2 separate regions of the Mus musculus genome follow, and region 2 is linked to region 1. The links are chromatin loops, found by intact Hi-C in ENCODE. Cell type or tissue: left cerebral cortex. All regions are shown on one strand. Links, peaks and the distances in the headings refer to the core of each region. The heading gives the core; the rest is flanking DNA. Region 1 overlaps Gm31214 (a long non-coding RNA gene). Region 2 holds the start of Bhlhb9 (basic helix-loop-helix domain containing, class B9).

The links. A loop is a pair of places that touch in the nucleus more often than their neighbours do. Peaks named below come from ENCODE experiments on the same cell type or tissue, not always from the same donor. Only the 100,000 strongest peaks of a DNase experiment are listed, where the experiment ranks them.
Region 2: a loop joins it to region 1, with 9 times the contacts of the local background. A loop is called at or near these places in 3 of 42 quality-filtered maps.

What each region holds. Positions count from the first base shown.
Region 1 is chrX:135,960,206-135,968,547 of GRCm38, reverse strand. Gm31214 (a long non-coding RNA gene) reads right to left here. Exons shown (of 9, transcript XR_003953080.1): 4 at 2,382-2,741; 5 at 457-621. Among named protein-coding and RNA genes, the nearest start is that of Arxes2, 29 kb to the left of the region's middle. In left cerebral cortex, for the core only: a CTCF peak has its summit at 4,673 (motif pointing right); DNase peaks (open chromatin) are centred at 4,664, 5,238 and 6,057.
Region 2 is chrX:135,882,552-135,890,893 of GRCm38, reverse strand. Bhlhb9 (basic helix-loop-helix domain containing, class B9) reads right to left here and starts at 5,043. Exons shown (of 5, transcript NM_001098222.1): 1 at 4,807-5,043; 2 at 3,968-4,049; 3 at 3,577-3,633; 4 at 2,415-2,522; 5 at 1-2,143. The coding sequence starts at 1,853. The coding sequence ends at 234. In left cerebral cortex, for the core only: a CTCF peak has its summit at 5,040 (motif pointing left); DNase peaks (open chromatin) are centred at 4,526, 5,006 and 5,370; H3K4me3 peaks cover 1,771 bases; H3K27ac peaks cover 1,988 bases.

The DNA of each region.
Region 1 (8,342 bases), core at 155-8,154:
GTTAATAATGCTAATGCTTCTCCATGAATAATAGAGTTTAAGGTATATTTTACAAGTTTCTTTCTTTCATGTATTCCTCACTTTTGTCTACAACAAGAGAATCCCTGATTTGGGAATTAAAAAAAAATAGGACCAAGTAAGTATCCCCAGACCATCCTACAGAAAAGCAAGACAGAGATAGCAGGAGAAACTTAAAGCTAGGGGAACTAGGAAGCAGATAGTTTAGAACTAGTTTTTCTATCTACATGACAGTCCAAGAGGTGTACCATCAGCCAGGGATGTTAAAGATTCTCAAGGGATAAGCAGGTACATCTCCTAGATAACCCACATTGTTAGCAGTCAGTATATACCTGCTTTGCTGGGTTTCATTGAAGTACATTAAGTGAAATGAGTTTCCCACTGAATTCTCCAAGCATAAAGGCTATTTAATTGGCATTAGTCCCTGTGTTTACCTACCTAATTAATCCAGCAATGAGTCCAGAGGGGAGGCAAGGTGACAGACAGTGAAACTGTCCAGCACTCAAGCTCCAGAGTCTCCCCTGGGATTCAGTACAAAAGCAGAGTCACATTTGGTCCAGGGCCCTGGGAACAGCCACAGAATATGCTCTTGCTCATTAAAGCCTAGAAAATAAGAAAATGGATATGTGCATTGTAACAGCTCTAATAGAATATATGCATGCAAGAAGGCTCATTTTAGTCCTCTAATTGAAAATATGCATGGAGGAAGGTGTGTTTCGATTGCTCTAATAGAAAATATACATGAGAAGAAGCACAGTCTATTAGTTCTAATGGAAAATATGGAAGGAGGCACATGTCCAAGTCACATGCCAAATGTTAATGTCTATTTGTTCTTCTTTATCCCTCTAAATAGATTAAACATACAAAAAATCCACATTTCATATGAAGATTTGTACTTTTGAAATAAAACTGCAATGACATTTATTAAGAACAAACCCCCAAAATTCTTGTTAATAATCATTACAAGACAGGAAGGGGGTTACTATAATTACAAAAAAAGCCCTTTGAATAAGTTTAAAGTGTATATGTGATTCTTTGTATCTTAATTGAGAATTTAAAGATATTGCAAGTTTTACAAGTCTGTAATACTTCCTACAGAGCAATGTCTACATGAGTTTTCACTTTGGTTACAAAATTTACAAATGGCACCTGTTACTTTAGAAATAATGGGAAATGTAGTTAATTTCAGACACAAATAATCAGCAACCATACTAATCATTAATTTAATAGTATCATGCCTTCTTCTGTTGATATTATGTTCTCTGTGTATGTAGTCATAATGGACATTCATTGTCTGTGGCGTCTACTTGTCTTGACACTCAATAGTTGCCAGATGGCATGAAATAAATTTTGAGTCATCTCACATTTATAGTGAACTCTATCTTCCTTTCTGTCCTTCATTATTGAGATATGGGAGGGGGCTTTTGTGAGTAGTCATCTCACCCTGGATAAATATTTCACAGGAGAGAATGAAGAAGATTCAATCAGAAAATGGTGTTTTCCTTAAAACTATCAATGTTATAGCTCTGTATGCATTTATCTGAAATACTAACATATAAATAAATCAGTTTAAGTAATGAGATAAAAGATACTAGTTTGGATTTTTAAGTTTTTTTTTTATTTTACTCGATTTTTTTTCAGTTAACGAAACATTTATTTGTGACTGATTAGCCAGCAATTAATGAAAAATAAGGCTTTGAATTTTCCTCTTATATATTTTTACATAATTTTATTTTATGTGTATGAGAGCTTTGCCTGTATAAGTGTACCACATGTCTGTCTGGTTTCTACAAAGGAAGGTATAGGTTCCTTTGGAAGCAAAGTTATTGGTGACTATGAGATACCATGTGAGTGCTGGAAACCTGTGGAGAGCTCTTGGGGCTGCTTCTAGGAATCTGGCAAGAATATTTGACATTGGGCCAGGACAAGGAAGTAAGCTCAAAAAACAATAGAGCTGAGAAATATGTTCTTTGTATCTTGGACATCTTGATAAGTCCTGAATTCAGTGACCACGGGACCTTTGCTTATGCTTTGCTTGTTCCTTGACTACTTTGTTTATGCCTTCGGACTGACCATATTCTTCGTATGTACCTAGAATGATATAAAAGCAGACTGGGAAAAATTAAATGTACTTCAGCTGCAGTATTAGCTGGGGTCATACTATAATGGTGTCTAATTGTCTTTTCTTTCTTGAATCCTCATTCCCTCCCTCCAGACCCTGCGGACTGACTGAGCTGGCTTGGTCAGGAACCCAACCTGGTGTTCCTACATGCTGAGTTGTCTCTCCAGCTTTAGACTTTTACTCAGGTTTATCACAGTTGCTTGCTTGTCAGCAATTTACTGAGATCACATTGCCCACTTACCTTCTTTTGTCCTTCCCATCCCTACTGAGCTGGTTCTTCCAAACTAGTGTCCCTCCTACTTGGATGTCTTCTGTTTCCATAGTCAGGTCTTCTGCTTGTGTCCACAGCAGCTTTGTGTTCCTTAACTCCATATCCAGACGACAGCTTTGTAGAGTCCTACTCCCCATCCTTCAGCTCTTAAAGCCTTTTTAGCCCTTCTTTGGCAATGTTTCCTGGGTCTCTGAGTACGTGATACAGATGTCCTATTTAGGGCTTAGCACTCCTTTGATCTTAGCACTCTGGCAAGTTATGGAATATCTGTTTTCACTGTCACTCACTGATAAACATGCTTCTCTGATAAAGGCAGAGAGCCTCACCAATCTGTGGGTATAAACACAAGCATATAGAAGGCGATTTACATACATGTTCATTTAGCAAAACATCAGTATTAGATTTCCTCCTGGGGCCCATGACCTGCAGCCATAGTCTTTTAGTCAGGTTTACATTGAGTACATATTCTGTGCTATGGAGTAGGCTTCAGTTTTAATCAGAAATTGGTTAGTTTCTCCTAGAATAGTCATGCCAGTATTGCACCAGTGGTAATATCTATAGAAATGTTATCAATATTAACTTATATATAATATGACAATTTTCACCCATTAAAAGAGAAAAGTGGTATTATATTTGTGCATATTTTAAAGTTGAAAGGTTAAAGCAATAACCAGTCAATGCTAAGATGGAGGACCCTCTCTCTATAGAAACTAATTATGTACAACTCTGTCTTAGTTTATTTTCCTAAAGCTGTAATAAAAATATCCTGTCGGGTGTGGTGGCACACGCCTTTTTAATCCCAGCACTTGGGAGGCAGAGGCAGACGGATTTCTGAGTTCGAGGCCAGCCTGGTCCACAGAGTGAGTTCCAAAACAGCCGGGGCTATACAGAGAAACCCTGTCTCAAACAAACAAACAAACAAACAAACAATATCCTGACCAAAGGAATTTAAAGGATAAAGTGTTTATTTGGCTCACAATTCCAAGTTATAATGCACCACCGTGGGGAAGTCAAGCAGCCGGAACTTGAAGCAGCTAATCATATTACATCCATAGCCAAGAGCAGAGAGCGATACCTGTATGCAAGGATTCATTTCCATTTCTCCACTCTTATATAATCCAGGATTCTTAGCTTAGAGAATGATGCTATCAACAATGGTTTGGGGTTCCAAATAATCAAAATAATCCCCAACAGATATTGCCTGCAGGCTAACCTAATCTAGACAACCCCTCCCTGATACTCCTGGGTGATTTCAGATTCTGTCAAATTGACAAGTAAAACTAACCATCACACTCTTAAAAACCTAATTCACATTTAGATCCATGTAGTACAAGGGTGGGTGGGTGGGTGAGCTACCAATGGAGTAGGAGTAAGCAACTCTAATTTCTAGTTTGAGCAAAACATTTTCCACGAAAGAAAATCAGCTCTTAAGAAGTGGTTGATTGGCTGGGCAGTGGTGGCACATGCCTTTAATCCCAGCACTTGGGAGGCAGAGGCTGGCAGATTTCTGAGTTCGAGGCCAGCTTCGTCTCCAGAGCGAGTTCCAGGACGGCCAGGGCTACACACAGAAACCCCGTCGAAATGGTTGATCATACTATTTGGACAAAGAATGTGTCAATTAAGCCTAAATTAAACTAAATTACAGTAAGTCCTCAAAAAGAACAGAAGCTAAGATAAAGGAATCCCCACAGCATAAAAAAATAGAACATTTTTAATATCTAGTGACTGAAATAGATTAAAACATCCAATATAGAAATAGCAACAACTAATAAAGATGATTAACAAAGTAATAGACCAATTTAGCTTCCTTGGGGGACTTGGGAAAAGAAATTCACTGTTTGAAAAATTGAAAATACTGCAAAAGAATTTAGCATTCATGTTATCTTTCCTAGGCTAACACACTTGTCTATTACTAATGAATAGAGTAATTTACAGCAGAATCTCAGCTAATGACTATAAAATAAATTACAGAATTAGAAAATCAACTACAATAAGTCACAAAGATAGATTTTTGTTTGCATAGTTTGTAGCAATCTAGAGACTTAAATAAAAATTATCTTTTGGCTGCTTCCATATAGAAGTTTCATTTCTGCATAATATCATGGTGTATTTCATTTTTAGACTCTTGGCAGTAGCTGTTTATACTGGAACTCTTCCCTTTTCTACCCAGAATTTTAGAAATCTCGGTAGGATGAGTTTGTATTCACTTCAGTTCCACTCAATGATATTCATAATGTAGTTCAGAATTCCGCCAAGAGATGGCACCAATGGACCCCATTATTGGGGAAAACTGCCTTGGTTTAACTATGTATGACTTGAAAGCAGGAAAGTCAGGAAAGAGAAGAACCAGTGAGAGGTGGGGAGAAGAGGGGGAGAGTAGTATGTCAACAGTCGAGCAAGGTACAATGACACATCAGTATATCAATGAAATTCATTGTTCTGTGGTTAAAAATTAATTGAAATACAGAAATAAAGCACATACATTGTGCTTGTATATCATACAAGGAGAAAAATACCTCAATTATGACCTAGCTTATAGCTCTACAAACAGTAATTTTAGTACTGTTCAAAAATACCTTTAATGAATGTAAACTCATTTCATCCATGGGATGAATTATCAGGTAGCCCCAGCCTTCTGTGGCAGTCAGTAGCTTGTAGGGAGGTATTCTGAAGTGCAGTGCACATGGAAGGTAATGAAGAAAGAATGGCGGTGTCAAAAGTGAGGTCTTGGTACCTGTGTCTGTGTCCGGGAGATGGGTTGAATGAGAGGGGATGGAAGGCAGCCTGACAGGGCTCTACAGAGAGGAGTGAGTTTTTTCGTGATGATTTTTTTCTCTCTCTGGTCATCGAAAGATGCCATCTTCGACTGTGTCTCTGTAGCCATGGCAACCAGAGAAGAACAATATATTGCTAGCCAGGCCCTTAGTAATGGTAATGTAGCTATTGTCATTCCTTAGGGAGAGTCCCGCAGACCCTGATCTAGGATGCTATGAATAATCCCTCTTCTAGTTGCAAATTATCTTACAAGATACTAGGGTATTTAAGATAAATAAAAGGCTGATTGAAAGTAAGGTTCCATAAAGCGATTTCCAAGAGGTCACCATTCCCCATTGGACTGGATTTTGCTGTGAATGTAACCCCTTATATCTGTTTTGTAAAAAAGCCTAACACATTCATTGATCTCATCAAATTTTACTTTGATGAAATTGTTTTTCAGATCCTCACATCTAGGCTCTCAGATAGACGCTGTTACTTGGGGTAAGGGTCCTGCTCAGACAGCAAAGTGCAGTCTCAATTATTTCTAAGAAAATGTCAAGTAAACGCTAAGGTCATCTTGAAGGGGTTTCTACCAATTCTGAAACAATTGGTGCATCAAAATATATAATAACCAAAAAGTCTAACAAAAAATGGGAGCCTGAGTCATACGGATAAATGTATTAATAAATATGTTTTAAATAAGAGAAAAGGAAAATTTTTGCACTAATTATTCTAGAAGGATTAGCAGTGCAGGAAATGACAGATGTTTTAGTAATAAGTGATTCAGGTAAGAGCCCTAAAATGGAAGCTCTAGTGTTATCTGCACCAAATCACACAGCAGTCACTGTGTCACCATGGTAACCATGCTAGCAAGAAGAGATGGAAAAAAACAACAAGTTACCACCCTATTTTGTTTTCAGTATGAGACAGGAACCCATGTACGCTGACATGATGCACAGTAATTAACCTTATGTGTCCCTCTATCAACTTACACAGCAAACACTACTGGAAGCCTCAGTAATCCATATATTAATGTATACATAAAACCCACAGGTTATTTCCCCCTCTCTTGCCTTCTGTCTCTTCTCCCTCCCTTTTCTTTTTCTCTCTTCCTGCTCTAAGATTCCCAGAAACTCATAGAGACAAACTGCTGAAGGGTTAAAAAAGAAGAAGAAGAAGAAGAAAGAAAGAAGAAGAAAAAAGAAAGGCCACACAATCAATACATTGAATTCTGAAAGCATATCTATTTAAAAAAATCTTTTAGAAAATATCTTTTTCAGGTCTCTAGCGACGGCTCCTCAATTAAAAGCAAATATTGTTCCTGCAGAGGGCTCACATTTGGTTCCCAGAATCCAAATCAGGTGGTAAAGAACTGCCTCTACCTCCAGCTCCTGGGAAGTCAGTGCTTCTGGCCTCTGTGAGCGCCAGCACTCATGTGCACACACAGGATTAAACACTCACCATCTAAAAATTAACGTTTTTGCAGATATGATCTATTGCACTGGCTCTAGGACACATTTTTTTCTTTTTTAGTTCCCATACATTGCCAAAAATCTAAGAGGCAAACCAAAAAGCACAAGTAAGTGCAATTACCTTTTCTTATCTGAGATTGTTAACTCTTCAATAACTACTGTCAAACATTTGGCTGCTGAAAGGTCAATGAAAGGAAAATATATCACAAGTGAAATTTAAAAGTTACCAGGATGTAGATGTAGCCTAGGGGTAAAGTACTCTCCATTTGATCCACAGTATTGAAAAGAAAGATTGCTATTTACAGTTGTAAAAGTTAGCAATAGTCTGCCATCTGATATCTACATATTGCTGAACACTACAAAACAGAAAATAAGCATCTAAATAGGAGACAGCATATCTATGAGTTTCAAGAAAGCACTATTAGACTGTTTTCTTCCAGCTATTCTATGGATATAATGTGACTGCCACAAAATTACTAACACACATCTTTAAAAAATAAATTAATTAATTAACAATTTGGGTTGATTGTCAAACTCCTTATGTAAATTGAAATACAAATGCCTATTATATGAAATAACATTGAAAAAAGTCAAGTCAAAGAAAAAACCAATCTGATTTCAGGAATTCTTATAAACACAAACTACTCCAAAATTAATACTGGCATCAAAGTAAAGGAGATCAAAGGCAAAGAATAAAGGATTCAAAAACAGACAGACCATACACATTTGACCACCAATTTTTGAAAAATATACAAAGAAAATTCAGTGGAGGACAGACAGGGTAGTCTTTTCAGGAAATGATGTCGTAGCAACTGGATGCTCATATGCAAAAATGTAAACTGAAATTGATATGTTATTTCACAAACAGAACTCATCAGAATATACATCATAGATCTTAACATAAAACTCAAAATGCGACTTAAGAGACTGGCTCATTGGGTTAGAGCCATTTTCAACATTAGTATAAAATAAAGTCAGCGTTGCTATACACAGAGCAGTTATTCCAGCGCTATGGACAAAGACAGAGGGCTCCCCGGTACTTGCTGCCTACTGAGAGCCTGGTTATAGGCGGAGTGAGAGAGAGAGAGACTGAGGCAAAGAGCAAAGCTTCTCTGGCCTCCATTCAATCAGGGTACATCAATGTACACACTGGCATACACACACATGCAAGTGTACTACACAACACCTCTCTCTCTCTCTCTCTCTCTCTCTCTCTCTCACACACACACACACACACACACACACATTTTAATACCTTTTTTTTTGTTTTTAAAAAAACCTCAATGCTATAAAAAATGTAACGGAAAATCAAGGAACAAATCCTATAAATCTTGGGCTATGTAAAGATTTCACAAATAAGACAGCAAAACAACAGTCTATGTGTAAGCAAACTAAGAATTTCCTCAAAAGCGAACACTTTAACTCTTTGATTTAGACAGCTGAACGAGTTGAAAGGCATAGTTGCAACTAGGATAAAATGTTTGAACTTCATCCAGTTGTTAGAGGATTTGTAGAGTATAGAATATTGGACCAAACTCAATAAAAATAAATGCACTTTCCCTAAGTAAATTATGAGCAATATTTAAAAATAAACTCTGCAAGAGATACAGATATATGAAATAGCCTCATGAAAAAAAATGTACACTATTAATCACTAAAGAAATGTTAAAAAAGACAACCTGCGATGATATATTATTACATT
Region 2 (8,342 bases), core at 84-8,083, 78 kb after region 1:
AGATAAGATAGAAATCAATAAACTTTTTTATCTCAAGATGTTAATATTTATTTGATACATCAAAAATGGTCTAGCTTTGAGCTAGAACCTGCCACAGGTAATAATATGTAAAAGATGTTAAGACAAAAATGTGTGAGCAGTAATTACCAAAATATTATGCAAAACTCTTTGGGCATGTACAGCCAATCAAATTTTGGACACTGTTCAGTGTTCTCTTTAATTTCTGGGTCACTTTACATTCTTTCGATAATCCCCTTAACTTCACGGAATATGGCTGTAAGAGTATTGTAACTCAAGTGATCGACTACTACAATTGAACCCTTTCTAATATGCTCCTTTATGTTAATAAAGATGGCCACAGCACTAACAAGATTGGCTTTTGCCTCTTTTTGGTTAAAGATGAGTTTTAATGCTGCTAACGCCTTCATATTTATCATATCTCTGGCTGCCTTGGGATTTTCAGACATATTCAAAAATACTTTCAAAACAAGATTCCTAGTCTTACGATTTCCCTGAGACAGCAAATGGAAAAGCTCTGAAAAGTAGCTGACTACAATGTAGTGATGGACAGACTCGGTAGTCAGCTGCCCTATTATCTTTAATCCAGATTGCTGGCCAGGTGAGTTCAAGGGGAAGGACACAGTTTCTTTACACATATGCTTAACATGAAACTCTACCTTGTTGTATCTGTCATCCCCGGAAGAGTTCAGAGTAATCACAGCCTTTTTAATACTAACCTCAGGGGAAGAAAAACTGAGCAAGCTTTCAATAAGTGTCACCACGCCCACTTCATTAATGAATTCCTGGGCAAATGGATGAACCTTATGTATACCCATTGCAATCTGTGCTATTTTATGAATAAGAGGATCAGTAGTTGACTTAAGTATGTTAACAAGCTTTTCAAATTCTGGAGAATCCAAATAGCACTCCAGTTTGCAAGGGCAAGCGAAGGGCTTGATGCCATTCTCTTCTCTGATCTTGATTTGCTGTCTAATTTCATCTAAGGTCTGGATGCAAGGATCAGAACCAAATGGATACTCAGGTATAGACTGTAGGCTTGAACGAGTATTCTTAGTACAGGCTGTTGAAGTTTCCTCTTCATTTGAGGCCAGAACAATGTATGAAGAGGACCTTGCCTCAGATGAATCCTGGGATCTATAACCTAACACTGCTGGAGTTACAGCAGGAGCTTTGGGCCATATAGTTACCTCGGACCAGTCCTTTGGCCTATCTTTTTCATTAATTTCATCCACTGGCTGAGGTTTAACTATTTTGAACACAGGTTTAGGATCAGTATCAAAACCAGTGTCATCGCCTTCCCAAAACCAGTTCCCAATAACGTTCTCTTCCTCCTCCTCCTCAGCACCTGACCTAGACTTGTGGCTGGTCCTAGGTGCGGGCTCCTCAGCACGAGCCTGGATACTAGTACTAGGTTTATTTTCACACTTAGCAACAGAATTATTACTAAGCTCTTCTCCCTTCCAGAACCAGGAATTAATACCAGAATCTTCTCCAGCCCAGAACCAGTTATCACTACTGGGCTTATCTTTACGTGTGGATCTAGCAAACTTGTTCTCAGTCCTATGGTTGAAATCTGAGGTGCCTTTTACTAGAGCCTTAGATTCTGGTCTCGCTCCTTCTTTTGTCTCAGCAACTACCTTTCCCTTAGACCCTGCCTTCACCTCTGCCACTGCATCTGATTTAGAGCCTGCCTTACCTTTCCCTTTGTCCCGGCTTTTGCCTGCACCTCGGTTGGCATTAGCAGCCTCCCTCTCTGCCACAGCTCTGGCTTGTGCACTTGCCCTTTTTTCTAGTTTAGCCTGTGCCCTAGCCTTATTCTTTGAACCAGTCATGGTTGAAGCACAGTTATATACACCTGTCGAGTCTTATCCTTAGTTCTCTGTTTGTTCCGGGCTGGAAACTTTATACTTGTTAACTTAGTCAGAGATAAACTTGGCAGAAAGAGTCCAAGACAACTGTCACTTCAGTCGTTAAGAAATTCCCCTTTTTTGACATACAGTCTCTTATCAACGATAGGGACAAATTAAAGACACACTCAGGTTAGGGAGAAGACGATGATTTCCAAAGGCAGACCCGTTGAAAGCAATCTTCTCCCAATCCAAGTCTACCAGTGGAGAAAGACCTAAGGTAGGAAAAAGAAAGACTTTGAGTGTCCTCCAACTTTGGTCGTTTATACAGACAGCTACACAGAAGGACATGAAAAGAGATTTGACTTAGGGGGTTGAAGGTACAGATTAGTAGTAGACTCTGCTATCTCATTTGACTTCTTGTGTATTTGCATCCAGACCATTCTTCTCTCTCCACCATACACAACAGATGGCTGCGGTGGGAGAAGCTAAGGAGCACCCAGCCCCTTTGGTCCCATATACTGGGATACACCATCAGGTACTTACAGGTTTTCAGAAAGGCTTCACTAAAGTGTGCTGATGTGATGGGATGAATTCCTCCTTCCTCACTTCCACTGATGAAAAGCCACCCAACTGACTTCAAAGGCAGCAGAACTATGGACAAAAATACACATGGGATCAGAATTTTGAGTATTTAACAAACTGACCTAAACTTGTATCTCCATGAATCTTAACACTTCCTCATACCCTGTTCTCTTATGGCTTCTCCTTACATTTTCTGACTCAGTATCTGCTAATTATCTATTGATACAATCTTTGCTCACTGGCCTCCCACTCTCTGTAATGAATGTGAGGGCAACAACGGTTGGAAAGCTGGAAAACCTTGGGGCCAAGGTGAGATCTGGTTTCATCTGTGTGGGTTCACATTCATATTCACCTAGAACCCTAATAAAGTCTTGTTCTCTTGCTTACCTTCTAAGTGAACAACTACTTACAAGTCTTTACAGCAGCGGTTCTTAATCTTTCTAATGCTGCGCCCCTTTAAAAGAGTTCCTCACATTGTATTGAACCTAAATCATAAACTTATTTTCATTGCTACTTTATAACTGTAATTTCGCTACAGTTATGGACTGTTATGTAAATATCTGATATGCAGCATGTCTGATACGTAACTGTTATGAAAGGATCATTTGATCCCCTACCCCTAGCCCCAGAAGGGTCACAATCCACAGGTTGAGAAACATTGCTCTACAAGAACCTAGAAAGAAACAGGTTTATGGATGAAAAAGGCAGAGGCAGAAGGCAACACCAGGAACAACAGCAACAACAACAATCCCACTAAAAGGATTGACAGAACTCCCCTAAAAAGGTTCACAGCACATGTTTCTGTATACTCAGGGTTATTAAATGTCTCCCACATGTTGTCAGCCCTGCCCTAACTATCCCTCATATGTGCTCAAGACCTGTAATCTGACTGAATATGCATCCTCCTAACGGTAAAGTCTTGCATTTTCCCATTCAGGGACTAAATTTCTTTGTCTGAGGAAAAAATACAAGGTATAAAAGTAGATAGTGGAACACATGCAACTATATTTGGGAAGAAGGCAGGGAAGCTAATGAAAACAATAATTCCAAGGTCATGTTTGAAATACCAGCCTCCCTTTGTATAGCTAGATCTTGCCTCACGTGCTATGAATGCCAGTCTTACCACAAAGCAGGATGCTCGGGAGATGCTATTCTTCCCTCTGGCTGGAGAAGAGTCGACCTACATAGAAAGCAAAAGATATTGAGGAAAATATTAAAAAAAATGTTGACCATGGTATAAAATTATAGGTTTATGGGCAGATTTCCAAAACCCAAGTTCAAATACCTCTGTTAAAGAATTAGGAACCAAGTACATGATCTCCATCAGCTCCCATGTGTGACCCAAATGGCTACCTTCAGAAACTGCATCCCACCCCCCCCCACCCCCCCCACCCCGTACTGCTGCTGTATAAAACTATGAGGGACAACAAAAAGTTGGGGATGATATATGGGGGTCCCAGAAAGAGACACTTAACTCCAATAGTGATTTCAAATATTCTAAATTGAACACCCACCTGCACAAAAAGTTCTTCTTTACTTTAAGTCCATTCGAACATTAAAACAAATGTTCAAGGTGAAATGTTGAGAAAATGGATCCTGAATATAAAAGATAGGACAATGTCATAATATTTATATAGCTAGGAGTTCTGTATATATGACCAACTCCTTATTATGACCAATTCCTTGCAGTAAATTAGGTACAGGAGTCTAAATACAGAGGGCAATAAAACAATCCTGTATTGAAGGCAGATGAACTTTTCATTCTTATGTTCTGACATCTTCATAATCGCCCCTCTAATGATGTTTCACCTTCCCCAGAATACACTACCTCTACCACCCTGACAAGAGACTTTGCCACCAAGCAGGAGTCTGTGGGAAGAGACAGCACCCACGATGCAGGGCACATGGATCCCTTTCTGGAATAAGGGCCCAGGTAGAAAGGCGACTCACCAAACAGCTGAACCATCACCAGAGTTGGCCACCTGCCTCCAACCCATGAACAGCAACCTCCAAGGGGCACCACCCCCAGCTTCCGCGCCGCCATTTCTCCCATAGTCGCCTCCCCCACAACCCTTGCAGGGCCCAAACACCAAAAAGGGCCGGGGGGAAAAGCCTGCTGCCAGGCCATCTGCTCTGCAGGCCTCCAGACCCTCAGACTCAAGACACTCTGGCTGCCACCCTGCGCCCGGGGCCCGGTTCGGGTTCCCGCTTCCTCCTCCCCACCGCCTGGGGTCTCCGAGCACCGCGCACACTCCAGGGAGGCCGCGACCTGCTGGCCTTCACTGGACTGTCAGGGCCGGGCAGTGGTCCTCAGTGTGCGACCACTCGGAGCCCTCGACACACCTCCACTTGCCTGGCCAGGCGCACGGCCCAGGTGTCCGGGCTCCCCCGCGTCCCCCTCCTGCTCCCGGCTGGTCTCTGTCCTCGGCGGATCCTCTCACAGAACCCCCACCGCTTTGCGCGCGAGTGGAATGGCAGAGACGTGTCCCGCCCCTACGTCTCTGCACCAAACAGGCAGGGGCTGCGCAGGATGCGGCAAGCACAGCTCACCTCGAGGGTGTCGGGAAGGGGGCGGAGGGATACTGCGCACGGGGCTCTACGCCCCCTCCTGGACCCACTGTAGTTCCGACTCGGAGTGGGCGGGGCCAGACAGCCCCACTCCTCTTGGAGAGGTGGGTTGCACCCGTAGGCGTCTGCAGACCCCTGTTCACCCTAACCAGAGACCACCACCACTTTTTTTTGGGGGGGGGGTGCCACAACAGTGTGTGAGATGGCTGAAATCTAGAGTCTATGAGGGCTTTGGAGAGGGGGACTATGGAGAGAAGGTGGTCTGGAGATGTGGAACAGGAGGGAGCAGCGGAGGGATACTGAGTGCTCCTGTACTTCAGTAGGAAGCTGGGCTTTGCTGGCCCCCAGCCCCTCCCTGCACTCCATCTCTTGCTACCCTTCAGTTCTCTCGTAGCTTCTGACGCCAGTAGAAAGGGAGGAGGGCTTTTAGTACTGCAGCTAGAGAGGGAACAGGTAGCCTAGCAACAGTCTGCAGAGAGGACTCTTGATTCTTCATGTTTTTCTCTCAATGCTTCATGGAGTTCCTAGAGGAAAAGAAATGGGAGCAACCATTGCAGCTTACATCGCTGCCCCCAGGGTAAAGCCAGACTTCTGTCCCTGGAAAACCAACCAGAGGTCTGGGGTAAAAGTCACTTTACTTCCTTTGACTTATTTGGACTAAAAACTCATCTAGTCACATATGACATAAAAGAACTGGGAGGTGGCGTGGGAGTAGGTTGGGACAGAGTAGGTGATAGGTCAACCCAAACATAGAATGTATGAAGAAGCCTTAAAGCAAACAACTAGCATGCAAGCGAATTTTAAAATATAATTTGAAGACAAAGGAGTTTGAACAGAGGTACCCTGCATGGGTGGACCAGGCTGCTGCTCTCAGAAGACACGACTTATTAAATAAAAATCCCAGTACCAAGCACTGCGAGTTACTGGTTAAAGGGGCCTCAGAGCAGTGGTTCTTAACCTATGGGTTGCTACCTCACTGAGGGTTGAATGACCTTTTCACAGGGGTCACATATCAAATATCCTGCATATCAGATATTTACATTATGATTCATAACATTAGCCAAATCACAGTTATGATGTAACAACGAGAATAATCTTGTACTTGGAGGTTACCATAAGACAAGGAACTGAATTAAAGCATCAGGAAGGTTGAGAACCATTGCCCCGGTGGCACCTAAAACAACAGAAGCTATTGCCACATCCTTTGGCTATTAAGACTCCACTGCTGAAGAATCACACTTTTTTTTTTTTTTTTGCTGTAGGTCAGAAAAACCAATATTTTAAAAGATTTTAATTTGTTCTTTTTTTTCTGAAAACCATACTTTATTTTAGATAGTAATATATTATTAACTGATGTGATACAAATTATGTATTAACTAACACTATAATAGAATTATTCAAATATAGTAAAATTATTTGAATAGAATTAGCCCTAAATGGAATAAAAGAGAATAAAAGAGAAAAGTATCAGGTTATGTAACTCCTCTCAAACAGATGAAGTGTGGGTAAAATCCAAAAATTTAATAAATGAGACAAAGAGAAGGTAGCTTTAGGTAGCAAGGAAAGACAGAGGTAGGCAAAAGGACACGAGTCATAAGAGAGGATGCAAAACATTCAATGCCATCATACCCCTGCCCCACTGAAGGAGATGTGCGGATTCAACGTTTTCTATATTGAAGTAGAAAACCCATTTTTTGCATCCCCAAAGAATCCTATATGTGTTACTCCTTTGAGGGAGGGATTGTGAACGTTGAGCTGTCCTTTCACTCCATTGATAATTATTGTAATAGGAATTAGACATGACTAGTCCCTGAATACATGTTACATTGATAGTCTGTATATGCTTGGCCCAGGGAGTAGCACTATTAGGAAGTGTGGCCTTGTTGGAGTAGGTGTGTCACTGTGGGCATGGGCTTTAAGACCCTCATCCTAGCTGCCTAGAAGCCAGTATTCTGCTAGCAGCCTTCAGATGAAGATGTAGAACTCTCAGCTCCTCCTGCACTATGCCTGTCTGGATGCTGCCATGCTCCTGCCTTGATGATAATGGACTGAACCTCTGAACCTGTAAGGCAGTCCCAACTAAATGTTGTCCTTGTAAGAGTTGCCTTGGTCATGGTATCTGTTCACAGCAGTAAAACCTTAACTAAGACAGAAGTTAGTACCAGGGGACTAAGGTATTGCTGTGATAGGCCGGACCATGCTTTTGCTTAGAAGAATGTGGATTTGGGGACTTTGCATTTTGAAAGCATTGGAACGCTTTAAGTGGGGTTTAATGAGTTTTTCTGGTAGGAATATGGAAGACTTTGTCGCGGAGAATGATTTAAATTGTGCGGAACTGGCCCAAGAGGTTTCAGTGGAGAATTTCAATATGTGGCCTAGAGACTGTTTTGTGGTATTTTGTGAAGAATATGACTACTTTTTGCCATTGTCTGAAGACTCTGCCTGAGGCTAAGGTGAAGAGACTCAGATTAATTGCATTGACAAAGGATGTCTCAGAAACACATCATATATTTTGTTCTCTGGTTAAGTCTTATGAAGAGCATCTTAAACAAACTTAGCCAGCTGAGAAAGGAAAAATATAAAATACATAGTTCAAGTATTAAAGGAGCACCAGGAAGTGAAATGGAGCCTAATACTGTGCTCTAGGAGTGAACAGATTAAGGGATTCTGGGGAAAGATCCTACCCAGCTAAATTTAGATCCAGGCATGGTAGTACACACCATTAATCCCAGGAGACAAAGCAAGCCACGCAGATCTCTGAGTTCAAGGCCAGCCTCAAATAGAGCAAGTTCTAGTTGAAGAAAAGCTTAAATCCAGGCATGGAGTTACACACCTTTAATCCCAGGAGACAGGCATGCAGATCTCTGAGTTGAAGGTCAAACTACAGAGCAAGATCAATGACAGAGTTTAGGTAGTGAGGGAATAGGTAAAGAGGAAGCTATTGATAATGTAATAGAACAAGGGAGCCATGTTCCAGTTCTGCAAGCAGTAGAACTCAGCAGCTTTGGCCATGTGTCTCTGGCCTTATAGTCAAGACTAGAAGGAGACTACTGGGACAAATGATGCTGGTTAGCTGGAGCTAAGAAATTAGTGGTGACACATGATATGCACTCACTGGTAAGTGGATATTAGCTCTGAATACCCAATATACAATTGGAAAAACACATGAAACTCAAGAAGAAGGAAGACCAAGTGTGGATATGTCAATCCTTCTTAGAAAGGGGAACAAAATACCCATGGAAAGAATTGCGGAGACTGAAGGAATGACTATCCAGAGACTGCCCCACATGTGGATCTAACCATAAACAACCACCAACATCA